Linked DNA regions of Homo sapiens: region 2 is linked to region 1. A link is an interaction called in ENCODE POLR2A ChIA-PET data of the cell type or tissue named here. Cell type or tissue: Panc1. All regions are shown on one strand.

Region 1 (8,000 bases):
GCTTCTTTCACTTTCCCTGATGTTTTCAAGACCTTAAAAAATCATGCCAAGTTAAAGAAGCCAGTCACAAAAAGACAAATACTATATGATTCCACTTATATGAGCTTCCTAGAGTTGTCAATTCACAGTAAGAGAAGTAGAATGTTGGCTGCGAGCGGCAGGAGAAAGGGGAATGGGGAGTTGCTGTTTAATGGGAACAGAGTTTCAGTTTTGCAAGATGAAAAGGGTTCTAGAGATGGATGACGGCGATGGTTGCACAATGATGCCAATGTACATAATGCCACTGAACCATATACTTAAAAATGGTTAGGATGACAAATTTTATGTTGTGTCTCTTTTACCACAATTAAAAATAATAATAAAAATATCTTTGCCAATGAAACTATTTACAATTATTTTTTAATCTCATTTAATAGACAGGGATGGGCATCTATCTGCATGCTGCCAGGCACTGTTCCGGGCTTTGTTTTTGTTTTCGTTTTGAGATGGAGTCTCTCTCTGTTGCCCAGGCTGGAGTGCAGTGGCGCGATCTTGGCTCACTGCAACCTCCACCTCCCAGGTTCAAGCAATTCTCCTGCCTCAGCCTCCCAAGTAGCTGGGATTACACGCATCCGCCACCACACCCGGCTAATTTTTGTATTTGTAGTAGAGATGGGGTTTCACCATGTTGATCAGGCTGGTCTCAAACTCCTGACTTCAAGTGATCCACCCACCTCGGCGTCCCAAAGTGCTGGGATTACAGGCATGAGCCACTGTGCCTGGCCTATTCTGGGTTTAAGGGAAGCAAATGTTAATGTAACAGGTTTAACAATGATGAGGGGATTAAAACTGAAGTTTGTTTTTTTTTTACAATAATTATTATATCAGAAATCCCCATAGAAACAGTGATCTAAGCTCATGTTCCCATTCCAGTTAAAAGTGTAGCTCACCTGCCCCAGATCCAAGGTGAGGTTGACTCTGTTGTACTGTGTGCCTGAGGACAGGGGAGGGCTTTGCCACCAACGTTCAGATCCATCGATGGCATTGGTGACAGGATGTGCTTTCCTGGGGTCTTCAGAATTGCAATAGTCACAGAACTGGCCCTGAAAAAAAAAAAGTGGGTTTTTTTTGTTTTTTGTTTTTTATTTTTTTACTTTCAAGTAATTTTTTCTTATCCATATAGCAAATACAGGGAACCAAACAAAGACTATCTTATACAGCTTAGAGAAGTCAGCTGTTAAAATTCACTGGAATGTATTCTGAAACAGTAGTAAGGCTTTCTCTTTTTCATTTATCTTAAACCTTATCACCGATTTATGCCTCTGATTATGGTGTTTTTAGGATATGGGGTCTATTTATCTTCCATCTTTACAGCTATGTTTTTGTTTCATACAACACTTCAAGAAGAGCCTGTTGTATTTGGGATGAAAAGAGGTTTTCACTTCAACAAATCCACTTCACTCATTAAGTCATCCTCTGTGCAATTCTGTGTGCGGCACTGGGGTACAAAAAAGATCCCTCCCCACAGTCCCAGTGGTGCATCAAGGATCCAAACAACCATCAGGGAAGGGGTGTACAGCAAGTGCCTCCATGGAGTAGATGGCTGTGGCCAATGGCGGTAGATATTCCATGGTGAAAGAGAAGGCATGTCCAGTGCCTGGGAGGACGGATAGGACTTTGGTAAGTGGCAGTGAGCACAAACAGGGAAAGCATTCCAGGTAGAGGAACCAGCACGAGCAAGGGCACAGGGGCCGGCTGGTCTTGTTTCACCTTTGAGGGCAAGCATTGAGAGACAAGGCTTGCCAGGTACATGGAGAGATGTGGCTGGCTGTGAATACCAGCACTGAGAAGTCAGTATTAATTCAGTAAGTAAATGGGGATCCATTTTTACCTGTGGTGATAATCTGTTTGGTATTATAATCTCTAACTTCTTATTGAATTACTCTTTCTTACTAGGCAGATTCTTTTGATTCTGGTTTTTGTTTTGGTTTGGTTTTTGCATAGTTTTGCAGCCATTTACTATCTAAAACCTGAACATAGGCCTTTCTTCTATGTCGAATGTATTTTAAGTGGGTCAGAGGATCATGCTTCCCAGGGATGGACTTCACATACTGAACTATCTGCTCCCAAACTAAATGCTCTTAGGGTATAACCATCACATAGGAGGGGGACAAAGAGGCAAACTTATACCCACAGCCTCCCAAGGAATGTGCTGTGACAAAGAGGTAGCTCTGCCCCTAGCCAGCATCTTAGAAGTTAATTCTTAAGTGTTCAGAGAGAAATTTGATCCTGGTATGTAACCAAAGGTGTGACCACATGTTTTCATCTAGTATGCAACTCATGGTTCTTTCATGCATGGTGAGGTATCTGTGTAGATCTTTATCTTTCGACATTATACAAAAATGGTTCTATAACTCAGAAGCAGTGCCTTGGGTGTATGTGGCCCCGCCACTTCCTGAGGTCGGAGGCCATATGTTTCCTGCTCTTCCCTCTATCACTTCAACCCAACACACTGCCTTGCACCCCCTAGAAACTCAACCAAGGAATAATTCCATCAGCCATTTCTCAAAAATGTTGATTCTTTCTATAAAATGCATTGTCATAATATGGTGCTTAATGAATAACTTTTTTTTTTTTTTTTTTGAGACGGAGTTTTACTCTTGTTGCCCAGGCTGGAGTGCAATGGCATGATCTCAGCTCACCGCAACCTCCGCCCCCAGGTTCAAGCGATTCTCCTGCCTCAGCCTCCCGAGTAGCTGGGATTACAGGCATGCACCACCACGCCCGGCTAATTTTGTACTTTTATTAGAGACGGGGTTTCTCCATGTTGGTCAGTCTGGTCTTGAACTCCTGACCTCAGGTGATCCGCCTGCCTCGGCCTCCCAAAGTGCTGGGATTACAGGCATTAGCCACCGCACCCAGCTATGAATAACTTTTAAGCTAGGACATCTAAACACTTACTATCAGTATTTTCCCTTCTATGATCTTTATTTCTCCCTAGAGAACATTTTACCAGAACATTTAGTTATTTGATGAGGGAATTTAATTATTATTCCTCAAAGTTTAGAAGATTTACATCTGGCTAGAAGCAAAATCTCTCCCCAAAATGGGAATGCTTATGATTTACATTTATCTCCATCTCCACATTATTGATGTGAGGAATGCAGAAGGTGCTTTCTAGGTTGTTAGAGTGATTCTCAATTTCAAAGTAATAATAATAATTAAGATGAAGATTTGTAGAGCACCTATTATGCACTGGGCACCACCCAGTTTATATTTTCATACTAAGATTATTATTATCACCTCTATTTTACAGATGAGGAAAGAGAGTGGAATGTTAAGTAATTTTCCCAAGAACCACACCACTGGTCAATGGTAGAATCAGGACCTAAGTCCAGAGTCCAGGGATAACAAGTTAACACTACCCTGTAACTCTCTAACAGCTACAACTCTGGTTTATTATACATCCATGCATAATCACTAACATACGTTATTTCCTGTAATTTGTTTTAAATGGTAGCCTTCACAGTAGCCTGAAGGTCTCTTTCATTTAGAATCATCTTAGCCTTTCTGCTGATATAGCAGTCCCTCTGCAGCTCCTGTCCATGTCATTCAGCAGACTAGGTAAGAACACAGGCTCAGGAGCTTTAGCACTCACGTTAGCCCTTGATCTCACAATTAGTAGGCACTAAAAACTATATATATCAAATATATATTTCAAGTCTGAGCAATAAATAATTTGAAAGCACATATTTAAAAAATAAGTGTATAGGCAAGACAGCATCACAGGTGTCAACACTGACATTTGGAAGTCTGACTGATATAATAGATACATAAGTTAAAGGTGAATTCCAAGGAGCGAGCTTTGCCCAGGTAATAAAAATGAGTCAAACTTTCTGTTTATTTCTAAGGACTATTGGAAAAAACCTTGACAGACAGCAAAGAATCTACAAAAACAACTTGTCAAACCAGTAATGCCCTAGATGATGGTTTTTCTGGATTAACTTTGTATTAGCCAAGTTTAGGTGATAAATTTTTTGCCATATAAAATAATTTCTAACAAAGAGTCCACAAGCTTAAGTTAAACATTAACAAGCAAAAGTGTAACATACACTTTCTGTTTGAAAAATAAAAAGATCAGTGTAAACATTGACTTTAAAAAGAAAGAAAAATTTATTCTAAAAATTTAATAATGTATTTAAAAATTAATAATTAGAAAGTTTGGCTTCTTTAAGTTACTCTTAAACGGTCAGGGTGAAAATTTTTTATTCAAATCGTTTTATTAAAGTATTCCTTGTCCTTTCTTTCATTTGTTTTACTCCTGAACTTTCAGTAATTTTTACCTTACATCTCAATGTCATATTTACTGCAAATCAACCTATATGAAGAATCAAAAAGAATTTAGTAGTGCCCTAAAGGAAATCAGACTGTGGATCTAGAAGTGAAAAAAAAAATCAGAAGAATGACTTTCTTAAGTGTTAAAACTCTTTGCAGCCTTCTTAATCATTTTTCTTGAGCTCTTCATGGAGAATTAAGTCGACGTGGACATGCTACCTAGATAAGTAGACTTGCGGTTGAAGAACTTTCTCAGGGAGGCCAAGGTTATGACTAATCCTGCAAGTAAAGCCTTGGCACCAAGCAACAAGGTTTTGAGAGAAGATAACCTCGTGGGGCTTTTTAAAAGGGCAATACCTGACAATACTTTTGAAAATCAAACTTGCGGTCTTTTCACAAGATGGCGCCGAAGGCGAAGAAGGAAGCTCCTGTCCCTCCTAAAGCTGAAGCCAAAACGAAGGTTTTGAAGGCCAAGAAGGCAGTGTTTAAAGGTGTCCACAGCCACACAAAAAAAGATCTGCACGTCACCCACCTTCCGGCGGCCCACGACACGGCGACTCCAGAGGCAGCCCAAATATCCTCGGCAGAGCGCCCCCAGGAGAACAAGCTTGACCACTATGCTATCATCAAGTTTCTGCTGACCACTGAGTCCGCCATGAAGAAGATAGAAGACAGCAACACACTTGTGTTCGTTGTGGATGTTAAAGCCAACAAACACCAAATCAAACAGGCTGTGAAGAAGCTCTATGACATTGATGTGGCCAAAGTCAACACCCTGATTAGGCCTGATGGAGAGAAGAAGGCATATGTTCAACTGGCTCCTGATTACAATGCTTTGGATGTTGCCAACAAAATTGGGATCATCTAAACTGAGTCTGGCTGGCTAATTCACCAGAAAAAAAGAAAGAAAGAAAGAAAAGACAATCAAACTTGTGGAGCAGAAGAGAAAAGAATCCATGGGACTTCTCAGATGGAAGATCATTGAGGAGGCTCTTTCCTTCCCATGAGTATCACTGGGACAGGCCACTTTATTTTTTCTGTAGCCATATCTTCCAACAGACGCTTATACCAACTTTACTGCTTCATGGTCATACACAAAATAAAAGGTCTTATATATTTATAAGTCTCTGCTATTTCTGACTCAACCTGGTGTTTTCCACAAGAATTGAAAGTAAAAAATGGGCAAGAGACAAGAACAAGAAGGATTTTTTTAAAGGCAGGAGAAAAAAACAGATGTATAACATTTGGAATAAACGAAATAAAACTGTTATTATTTATTTAAAGATAAAATTATTTACATTAAAACTCCACATGAGGCTGGGCACAGTGGCTCACGCCTGTAATCCCTACACTTTGGGAGGCCAAGATGGGCAGATTGCTTGAGCCCAGGAGTTCGAGAGCAGCCTCGGCAACATGGAGAAACCCCGTCTCTACTAAAAATACAAAAATAATAGCTGGGTGTGGTGGTGCCTGCCTGTAGTCCCAGCTACTTGGGAGGCTGAGTTGGGAGGATCGCTTGAGTCCAGGAGGCTGAGGTTGCAGTGAGCCAAGATCATACCACTGGACTCCAGTCTGGGCAACAGAGCAAGACCCTGTCTCAAAAAAAAAGAAAAAAGAAAAAACCTCCAAATGAAGCCAGGCACAGTGGCTTACACCTGTAATCCCAGCACTTTGGGAGGCTGAGGCAGGAGGATCACTTGAGGCCAGGAGTTTGAAACCAGCCTGGGCAACATAGCAAGAAAAACATTTTTTTTTTTTTTTAATTAGCCAGGTGTGGTGGTATGTGTTTGCAGTCCCAGCTACTTGGGAGACTGGGATGGATTGCTTGAGCCCAGGAGCTTGAGGCTGTAGTATAGTGAGCTATGATCACACAATTGCACTCCAGCCTGGGCAACAGGGTGAGAACTTGACTCTGAAAAAAATAAAAATAAAAAATAAAAAAAGAAAATAAAGACCCAAATGTATCTGCTAAAGAGAATTTTAGAAATACTGGGAGATTTTTAGCAAGGTAGCTGGATGTGACATTAAAATAAAAAAGTCATTGCATCTCTGTAGAGTAGCAGCAAACAACTAGAAAATTTAATTAAAGAGAAAATGCCATTTATAATAGTCTCAGAGAACATCAAGTATCTCAAAAGAAATTTGACAAATAAAAATTTTAAACAGTATTAACAGAATTTTGAAAATCTACATAAATGGAGAGTTAGCTAGAAGATAATATCAAAAACTTACCAATTCTCCCCAAATTAAGCTATAGAGACAATATTATGCCAGTGAAAACCTGAATAAGGACTTTCTTAAAGTACAGTAAGATAATTCTAAAATTTATATGAAACTTTAAAGGACCAAGATATTGCTGAAGAAGAAGACCGGGAGGAGGAAACTTGCCCTTCAAGGAATCGGGGCTTATTATGAAGCTATTGTAATTAAGGAAAGGCAAAATGAGACAAACAGACCTATCGGACAGAACAGGCAGCCCATGCATTTAAGAAGCTTTAGTATATAACATAGGTGGTATGTCAGACCGCTGGGAAAGGAAGGAATATTCTAGATCCAGGGGGAAATAATAAAATCAGAGTTCTACTCAAGTCGCAAATGCAATTCAACTTCAGATGAAGTAAGGACTTATATGTGAAAAATAAAACTTCAAACTCTCATAGTAGAAAAAAAGGTGTCTACCTTTTAGAACTGAGAGCAAGGAAAGGTTTCTTAACCAAAGATACAAAAAGCGTTGACTACAAAAGAAGAGATGGATAAATCTGACTATGTTAAAATTAAGAATTTTGCTTCCTTTAGCTGGGCATGGTGGCACATGCCTGTAACTGAGACACGGGAATTGCTTGAGCCTGGGAGGTGAAGGTTGCAGTGAGCTGAAATTGCACCACTGCGCTCCATCCTGGGCGACAGAGCAAGACTCTGTCTCAAAAAAAAAAAAAAAGAATTTTGTTTCCTTGAGCCCAGGGAGTTGGTGACAGCCTGAGCAACATAGTGAAACCTTGTCTCTACGAAAAATAAATAAATAAATAAATAAAATATGTATAAAGAAGTTTGCTTCATCAAAGACACCTTTAAAAAGTGAAAAGTTAAAACTAGAAGATATTTACAATGCAAAAGTGATAAATAGTCTCCAATGATGACTGCCATCAATTCCTTCTCTCTCTCTCTGTGCCTGCCATTTCACCCATCAAAAGGTGGATGCTGTTTGCCCTGGAGGCTAGTCTCTGCTCTTGAATCCAGACTGACTTGATTGTTTGCTTTGTTATAGCAGATGTGTCATTCTGGGACATTCAAGCTTAGGCCTTAAAAGGGCTAGAAGATTCTGCTTCCTTCCTCTTGGAAGCCAGCAGGCAAGAAGTCCAACCACCCAGAATCACCATTCTGTGAGAAAGTCCAAAATAGCCAACTGGAGAGGACAAATGGGAGAGCACCAAGCTACCTTGTATGTTAGCGAGGCCTTCTTAGGCCATCCAGTCCATCCTAGCCACCAGCTGAATGCAACTAAGTGAGTTACCCCAACTGACAACCCATGGAGCAGAAGAATCAACCAGCTGAACCCAGTCAACCCACAGAATTGTGAGAGAAAAAACTGTTTTTGTTTTTGTTTTTTTTGAGACGGAGTTTCACTCTTGTTGCCCAGGCTGGAGTGCAATGGTGCGATCTTGGCTCACTGCAACCTCTGCCTCCAG
Region 2 (8,000 bases), 280 kb before region 1:
CTTTCTTTCTCCTTCCTTCCTCCCTCCCTCTCTTTCTTTTCTTTTCTTTCCTCCCTCCCTCCTTCCCTCTTTCTTTCTTTCTTTCTCTTTTTTTTTTTTTTTTTTTTTTTTGAGACAGAGACTTGCTCTATTGCCCAGGCTGGAGTACAGTTGGGCAATCTCAGCTCACTGCAATCTCCGCCTCCTGGCTTCAAGCAGTTCTCCCTGTCTCAGCCTCCTGAGTAGCTGGGATTACAGGCGCCCACGACCACGCCCGGCTAATTTTCGTATTTTTAGTAGGGACAGGATTTTGCCATGTTGGCCAGGCTGGTCTCGAACTCCTGACCTCAGGTGACCCACCTGCCTTGGCCTCCCAAAGTGCTGGGATTACGGGCATGAGCCACTGCACCTGGCCTTTTTATTTTTCTTTTTAGAGACAGGGTCTTGCTGTGTTGCCTGGGCTGGTCTCAAACTCCTGGCCTCAGGCAATCTTCCTGCCTTGACCTCCCAAAGCACTGAGATTACAGATAGGAGCCACTGTGCCCTGCCTAAACCAATTTCTTTTTTTTCTTTTTGAGATGGAGTCTCACTCTGTCATCCAGGCTGGAGTGCAGTGGTGCGATCTCGGCTCACTGTAACCTCTGCCTCCTGGATTCAAGTGATTCTCCTGTGTCAGCCTCCCAAGTAGCTGGGACTACAGGTGTGTGCCACCATATCCAGCTAGTTTTTTGTATTTTTAGTAGAGACGGGGTTTCACTATGTTAGCCAGGATAGTTTCGATCTTCTGACCTTGTGATCCACCCACCTTGGCCTCCCAAAGTGCTGGGATTACAGGCGTGAGCCACTGTGCCCGGCCAACTGATTTCTTAATAGGAAGGCATCCACCTATGCCCTGAAGTGGAGATTGGGTCCCCAGTCTTCCTTGAGCAAGATAGGTCTCAAATTTTTGAGTGTGTGGAAATCTGCTGGGCTATGTATATAGATTTCTAGGCCTCATCCTCAAAAGTCCTGATTTAGTAGGTATGGGGCTTGGGACTGGGGAATCACCATTTTTCACACATGTGCACAGGTGCACACATGCACATACACATGCCATGATTTTAAAGCAGAAGATATTTGGGCCACATTTCCAGAAATATTCCCTGCAGGGCTCATTCCTCCAGCCTTATGATGAGTATATGCAAACAACCTGAGGTCATGGAAAGCATCTCCAGTGTTTTTCCCTTGGACTGCAGGCATGTTTAATTAGCCAGTGCCCACACTGACCTTATTTTAATATTAGCACAAGTGCAATGGCTTACATTTAGAGTGTACCTATATAAAGAAGTTATAATGACGCAGTGCTTCCCAAACTTGGCTGCATAGTAGATACACTTAGGGAAGTTTTCGATGCACTGCCCCTCTTCCATCTCTCTGGCCCATGCCCAAATCCAATTAGAAAATGGGCAAAAGATATAAAGAGACATTTTACTGAAGAGGATATACAGATGGCAAATAAACACATGAAAAGATGTTCAACATCACTCATTTTGATGGAAATGTAAACTAAACCCCAATGAAGTTCCACTACACACCTACAGAATGGCTAAAATAAAACATAGTGACAATATCAAATGTTGGCAAGAATGTGGAGAAATTGGATCTCTCCTTGCTGGTGGAGATGTAAAATGGTACAGCCACTCTGGAAAAACGTTTGGCAGTTTCTTTGAAAACTAAGCATATACTTAACATACGATCCAACAACGGCACTTCTGGCATTCATGCCAGAGAAATAAAAACTTATGTTCCCACACAAAAACTTTTCATAAATTTTTGAGACAGAGTCTTGCTCTGTCACCCAGACTTGAGTGCAGTGGTGTGACTGTGGCTCACTGCAGCCTTGACCTCCTGGGCTCAAGCGATCCTCCCACCTCAGCCTCCTGAGTAGCTGGGACTACAGGTGTATCCCACCATGCCCGGCTAACTTTTTTTTTTTTCCGGCAGAGATGGGGTTTTGCTATGGTTGCCCAGGCAGGTCACACAAAAACTTTTATACAAATGTTCATGGCAGCTTTATTTGTAATAGCCCCAAGGTGTAGTACATCTATACCAGCAATAAAAAGGAATGAACTATTGACTCATACGACCTAGATGGATCTCAGGTGCATTATGCTGAGTGAAAAAGCCAATCTCAAAAGGGTACACACTGTATGATTCCATTTATTTATTCATTTAGAGACAGAGTCTCACTCTGTCGCCCAAGCTGAAGTGCAGTGGTGCAGTCTTGGCTCACTGCAACCTCCACCTCCTGGATTCGCGTGATTTTCGTGCCTCAGCCCCCTGAGTAGCTGGGACTACAGACGCGCGCCACCACACCTGGCTAATTTTGGGGTATTTTTAGTGGAGATGGGGTTTCGACATGCTAGCCAGGCTGGTCTCAAACTCCTGACCTCAAGTGATCCACCCGTCTCGGCCTCCCAAAGTGCTAGAATTACATACATGAGCTACCACGCCTGGCCGATTCCATTTATTTAACAGTCTTGAAATGACAAAATTATCGGGATTAGTGTTTGTCAGGAGTTAGGGATAGTAGAGAGAAGGCAGGTAAGTGATACCATAAAGGCATATCTTTGTGATGAAGGAATAGTTCTGTATCATAATTGCAATGCTGATTAGACAAACCTACACACGTGATAAAGTGACAGAGAACTATACACACATTTTACCAAAGTCAATTTCATGGTGTGAGATGTAACCATTAGGAAAATCTTGTGGATTATAATTATTATTATTTTTTTTTAAAAAAAAGGAAAAGATCCTGATGTCCAGGCCACTCCCAGACCAATGAAATCAGAGTCTCTGAGGGTGGAGTTCACGCATCAGCGCGTGGCCCTGGTGATGACTAAGTGCAGCCAAGTTGCAGTTTATTATAAGGCAGTTCATAGATGCTGCTGCTGCTGCTGCTAGCATTTCATCTGCTGAGAATCACACTCAGTAGCAACAGCCGTCCAAGATACAGCCCTGCGGGGCTTTGAGTGTTAACGTTGGGTGCATAGTGATGAGGCTTTTTTAAAGCCTTGAAACGGGGCCAACTGGTAATACCTAAGGAACGTAAGTACCATTCAGTGTGTTTGTGTAAGCCCTGGCTATGAGGGGAGGGGCGAGTGGGGGAAGCACATGATGTTAAACTAGGCTAATGGGTTTAATTTTCCTTTGTTTTCCTAGATTTCCTGGCAAACAGAAAAAGCTCTCTTGGTCTTTAAAGTTCATGACAGATTCCCTAAGTGTTTGTAAAACATCTGCCAACCACACTGATGGGCTCTCACACAAAGGTTTTGGAAATACAGACTGATTTCCTTTGGTTACTAAAACTGATTTTTTTTTTTTTTTTTGGTTACTACAATTGATTTTATCTCTATAATTTTCTTCTCTGTCATCTTATTTTAAACAAAAACCGTGGCACAAAAATAAAGTGATGGTTTTTGAGGAAAACATATCTATTTGTTTTTCTTTTTGTATCTTCAGCCAAAACATCTAAGGAATAATAATGAAAATAATAGAAAATCTTTTGCACTGGGAAATTGTTTCCCTCTGTTTTTAGCCTTCATTTATTTTTTTGCCAGAGCTTCATATCTTTTCAGAGATTCATGTGCATAACAGTTTTAAATGTTTTCCAAAATGAACTTCTCCAGCTGAATCTCAGAGAAGAAAGCTTTGTTAATGGCAACAATTCATTTAAGATTAATATGAAGCTTTCTGGATGATTGTTGGTGATGTCATATGAACCATTAGGGTGGTGCAAAAGTAATTGCAGTTTTGCCATTAAAAGCAATTATTTTTGCACAAACCTAATACCAAAACATCTAATGTCAAACTATGGTCCATTTCTATTATATTTCCCAAGACAATTAAATTAGTATATAATTTTTTTCATAGATTTTCAGTTTATAATATGTAGTGAAATTAAATAATTATCTAGAATAGCATTGCTAATTGTGACATTACTTAAATATTTATGAAAAATAAACTTTGATCTGGCATTTCACTCACAGCTGGTCAAGGCTAGTAAAAGATGAGATTCTAAATTTCACAGCTGGAGGCCTACATTTCGATCTTTATACAAGATTTAATGAAATTCACAGTGACATTTTTAGTTATTTTGATACATTCTCAACCAAGTAGGAGTACAAGATCTATAAGTGAGGGTCTAGTAAATTATTTGATATGAAAAGGGGTCCGTGTACTTCATAATAATTAGTCATAACAAGTGCTATGGCATTTATTGAGCATCTGTGTGTGGACATTTTGTTATTGTAGATATTTTCTATTAACCTGATATTAATGCATGTCTTTACACCCAACCCTCCAAGGGATACTATGCAAATGCTTTAACATCTGGCATTTGTTGAAAAATAGCAGAGATTTTAAAGAATGGCACTGAGAAAGTCTTGCCACGTTTTTATGGAAATCCATTCTGGAAGCATTTCTTTCCATTATATGTCTTGTCTATTTCATATTGAAAGCCCTTTTATCACAGCTTCAATTTGCGTTAGTATTTTACCATCAAAGATGAACTTAGCCAGTGCAATGACAACATGATAAAAACATAAAATGATACAATGATTCTTCTTGTTTATCACTTACCCTGTCTCATTAAGCCACTTACCACAAAAGAAGCTTGAGATTTCTTAGGAGCAAGATTTTAGAATTCTTAGGACTCAGCCTTTCTGAGCCAGTGGCAGGATAGTTGCTTCTAAAGAGGCTGTGTGTGTAGGTGCTGGAGGGGTTAGGTCTCCAGGAGGGACAAGATGGGCAGCTGGAAATAAATTCAGAATCCTGCCTCTGTTGTAGCAAAACTCTCCATTCTCTTTCTCACCTTTTCTCAGAACCTGCTTACATAACTGTGGTTAACCTATATGCGTAAGCATGATTAAAAAGATTGACACAGCCTGGCAGTCTTTTCTGTGCTATGCACCCAGGAGCACAGCCCTTGGGCCTGAAGCATTGGCAGCGGGCTCTGGCTCTGTGTGTGGCGCAGGTCAGTCCGGCCTGCCTGCCAATTACTCAGTAGTTATGTCCAGGGAGAAGCAAGCCATGCTTGTTAGGCAGATTGCTGCACTCTGAGCACAAAAATGTCAAGGGCACATAATTACTCCTAATGCAAAAACATAGAAAAGCTGCAATTAAAAGGCAGTGGAGCAGTGCCTTTCTTATTTCTGGAGAGACTGGAAATTACAGTAAGGCAGCACACTGGGCTTTCTCTGCCTCCTAGTATACACAAATATTTTCAATTAATTACAACGTGTAATGGTATATTTATTTTTGGATCTCCTGTCTCCCCATAGGCTTCATGTGAGCAAAGACCACATGTCTGGCTTGTTCACCACTGCACACTCCCAGGACATGGTAGGAATTCAGTGACTATTTAATGAATGGATGACCACGGTATTTCAGTTTTAGGAAAGAATTTCCAAATACATTTTTCCCCATTCATTGAGTCCTTATTTAACCAAGTTAACTAGACAATACGTCCTCTACATTGTTCATGGGGAATTACTGAGCCAGACCTGGGGGAAATGACATAATATCCTATTAATTTTTTTTAAAAAATTATTTTTAATGTTCGTGGGTATATAATAGGTATACATATTTATGGGTTACATGACATATTTTGATATAGGCATGCAATGCCTAATAATCACATCAGGGTAAATGGGGTATCCATCCCCTCAAGCATTTATCCTTTGTGTTACAAACAATCCATTTATATTATTTTAGTTACTTTAAAATGTACAATTACATTATTTTTTGCTATAGTCACCCTGTTGCGCTAGCCAATACTAAGTCTTATTCATCCTATTTTTTTGAACCGATTAACCATCCCCATTTCCACCTACTCCACCACTACCCTTTCCAGCCTCTGGTAACCATCCTTTTACTATCTCAATGAGTTCAATTATTTTAATTTTTAGCTCCCACAAATAAGTGAGAACATATGAAGTTTGTGTTTCTGTGCCTGGCTCATTTCACTTAACACAATGATCTCCAGTTCCATCCATGTTGCTGCAAATGACAGGATCTTATTCTTTCTTATGACTGAATAGTACTCCATTGTATATATGTACCACATTTTCTTTGTCCAGTCATCTATTGATGGACACTTAGGTTGCTTCCAAATCTTAGCTATTGTGAACTGTGCTGCAATTAGTTTTTTATGTAAGGTATCATGGCCATGAAAGCTTGAATATATAAAAAAAGTCATAGATAAGATCTTGTCTTGGAAGAGCTACACAAAGAAGATCTTGTTTTGGAAGATCTACGCATATTTCATTTTGTATAGACACATTCTGTATCCAAATGAGAAAGATTTCTTAGAAGGGAGATTCATTGCCTCCTATAATTTATTCAAATGCTTAACAGCCTTAAAGATGACTACCACACTGTTGCCACATAACAGATGTTAAATAAATATTGTTGTTGTTTTTGTGAATTGAACTTGGCAGTAAAAAATGAAAATTGCAGCTGCTAAATATTTGGTGTGAGTTACAGCAGCTCTCTTTAATCTCTGTTTTTAGTTGAGTTGTGTTTGCATGAGTTAAATTGTTTTCCTTCTGATGTCCAATTTACTTGCAGCTCTTCTACCAGAGGCAAGCATTTTCACCAGCCATTTTGAATTTGATGTGCTCAGCACTTTGAGGTAGCTGGCTCCTGGGCGTAAGTCAGATTCTGACTCACTGGCTGGATCACCATCCTCAGGACCCCTTGCAGGGTAGACCTTGCTCAGTTGTTCCTCGATTTTCTTCTGTGTATTTGAAAGAAATACATGCTCTTGTGATGTGCAATGCTTCATAGATGTCACCTTTTAAGTTTATTACAAATCACATTTGTATAGTTCGTTATTGAATTTTAGACCCATATAACTTCTAAGCATGAAGTATTATTACACACACACTAAGTACTTCTTATGAGTCAAGTGCTAGAACTATGGCTATCACAATGATTAAAGCATTTGTTTACCCCTTGGCTCACCACCATAAGTGAAGGAGATGTAGCTTTCTCTGCAAAGAATTATGCATGAGAAGGCATCTTGGCCAAAGCCAAGGGCTAAAGGTTAAGAGTATTATTCACAGATAATTTTAAACTTAAAATTGTAAAAGAACCCAACTCGATTGAGGTATAATCGACATGCAACATGTGGTACATACTAAAACTGTTCTATTTGATAAGTTTTGACATGTGTGTAATACTATAATCAAGATAGTGAACATATTCATCATCCCAAAAGGGTCCTGGTGCCCCTTTGTCATCTCTCCCTCCCATCCCTAATCTGCTTTCTGTCATTATAAGTTAGTTTGACTTTTCTAGAATTTCATCTAAATGAAAGTTTATAGTGTGTACTCTCTGAGTCCTTTATCTTGCTTCTATTACTCAGAATAATCATGTTGAGATTCATCCAAGTTGAAGTGTATGTATATTAATAGTTCGTTTCCTTTCATTGCTGAGTAGTCACTCTCCATTATACAGATACCCTATACAGTATATTCACTTATCTGTGGATGGAAATTTGGGTTCTTTCAGTTTTTCTTTTACAAATAAAGCTGCTATGAGCATTCATCCACATGTGTTTGAATGAATATATAGCTCCTTTCCTTTTGGCTAAACACCTAGAAGCAGGATGGCTGGATCATATGGTAGGTGTATGTTTAACTTTCAAAGACTCTGTCAATTGTCTTCCAAAATGTCTGTATCATTTTCCATTCCCTGCAGCAGTATATGAGACTTCCATTTCTTCCACATCCTCACCTACACTGACACGGTCAATCTTTTTCTTTTTGGTCACTCTAATAGGTATGTAGTGGTATCTCACTGTGGATTTAATTTGCATTTCCCTAATGGATAATGATGTCAAGCATATTTTCATGCACTTAATTTACTGTTAGTCTGTCTTCATTGATGATGTGTCTGTTCAAATCTTTTGCCCAGGTTTTTACTGAGTTGTTTTCTTATAATATAGTTTTGGAAGTTCTTTATATATTCTGAAT

What was found. Peaks named below come from ENCODE experiments on the same cell type or tissue, not always from the same donor. Only the 100,000 strongest peaks of a DNase experiment are listed, where the experiment ranks them.
Region 2: POLR2A ChIA-PET joins it to region 1 with 5 read pairs; 2 of 35 experiments call an interaction of 5 or more read pairs at or near these places.

Annotation. Positions count from the first base shown.
Region 1 is chr18:23,707,002-23,715,001 of GRCh38, reverse strand. It overlaps LAMA3 (laminin subunit alpha 3), which reads right to left. Exons shown (of 75, transcript NM_198129.4): 2 at 930-1,082. It also overlaps the pseudogene RPL23AP77. Among named protein-coding and RNA genes, the nearest start is that of LAMA3, 22 kb to the right of the region's middle. In Panc1, no CTCF peak of the experiment used is centred here; no DNase peak of the experiment used is centred here.
Region 2 is chr18:23,989,663-23,997,662 of GRCh38, reverse strand. It overlaps TTC39C-AS1 (TTC39C antisense RNA 1), which reads left to right. Exons shown (of 6, transcript NR_110796.1): 6 at 3,184-3,450. It also overlaps a transcript of TTC39C not described here. Among named protein-coding and RNA genes, the nearest start is that of LINC02958, 11 kb to the right of the region's middle. RefSeq lists a silencer at 3,099-3,158. In Panc1, no CTCF peak of the experiment used is centred here; a DNase peak (open chromatin) is centred at 3,002; H3K4me3 peaks cover 300 bases; H3K27me3 peaks cover 464 bases.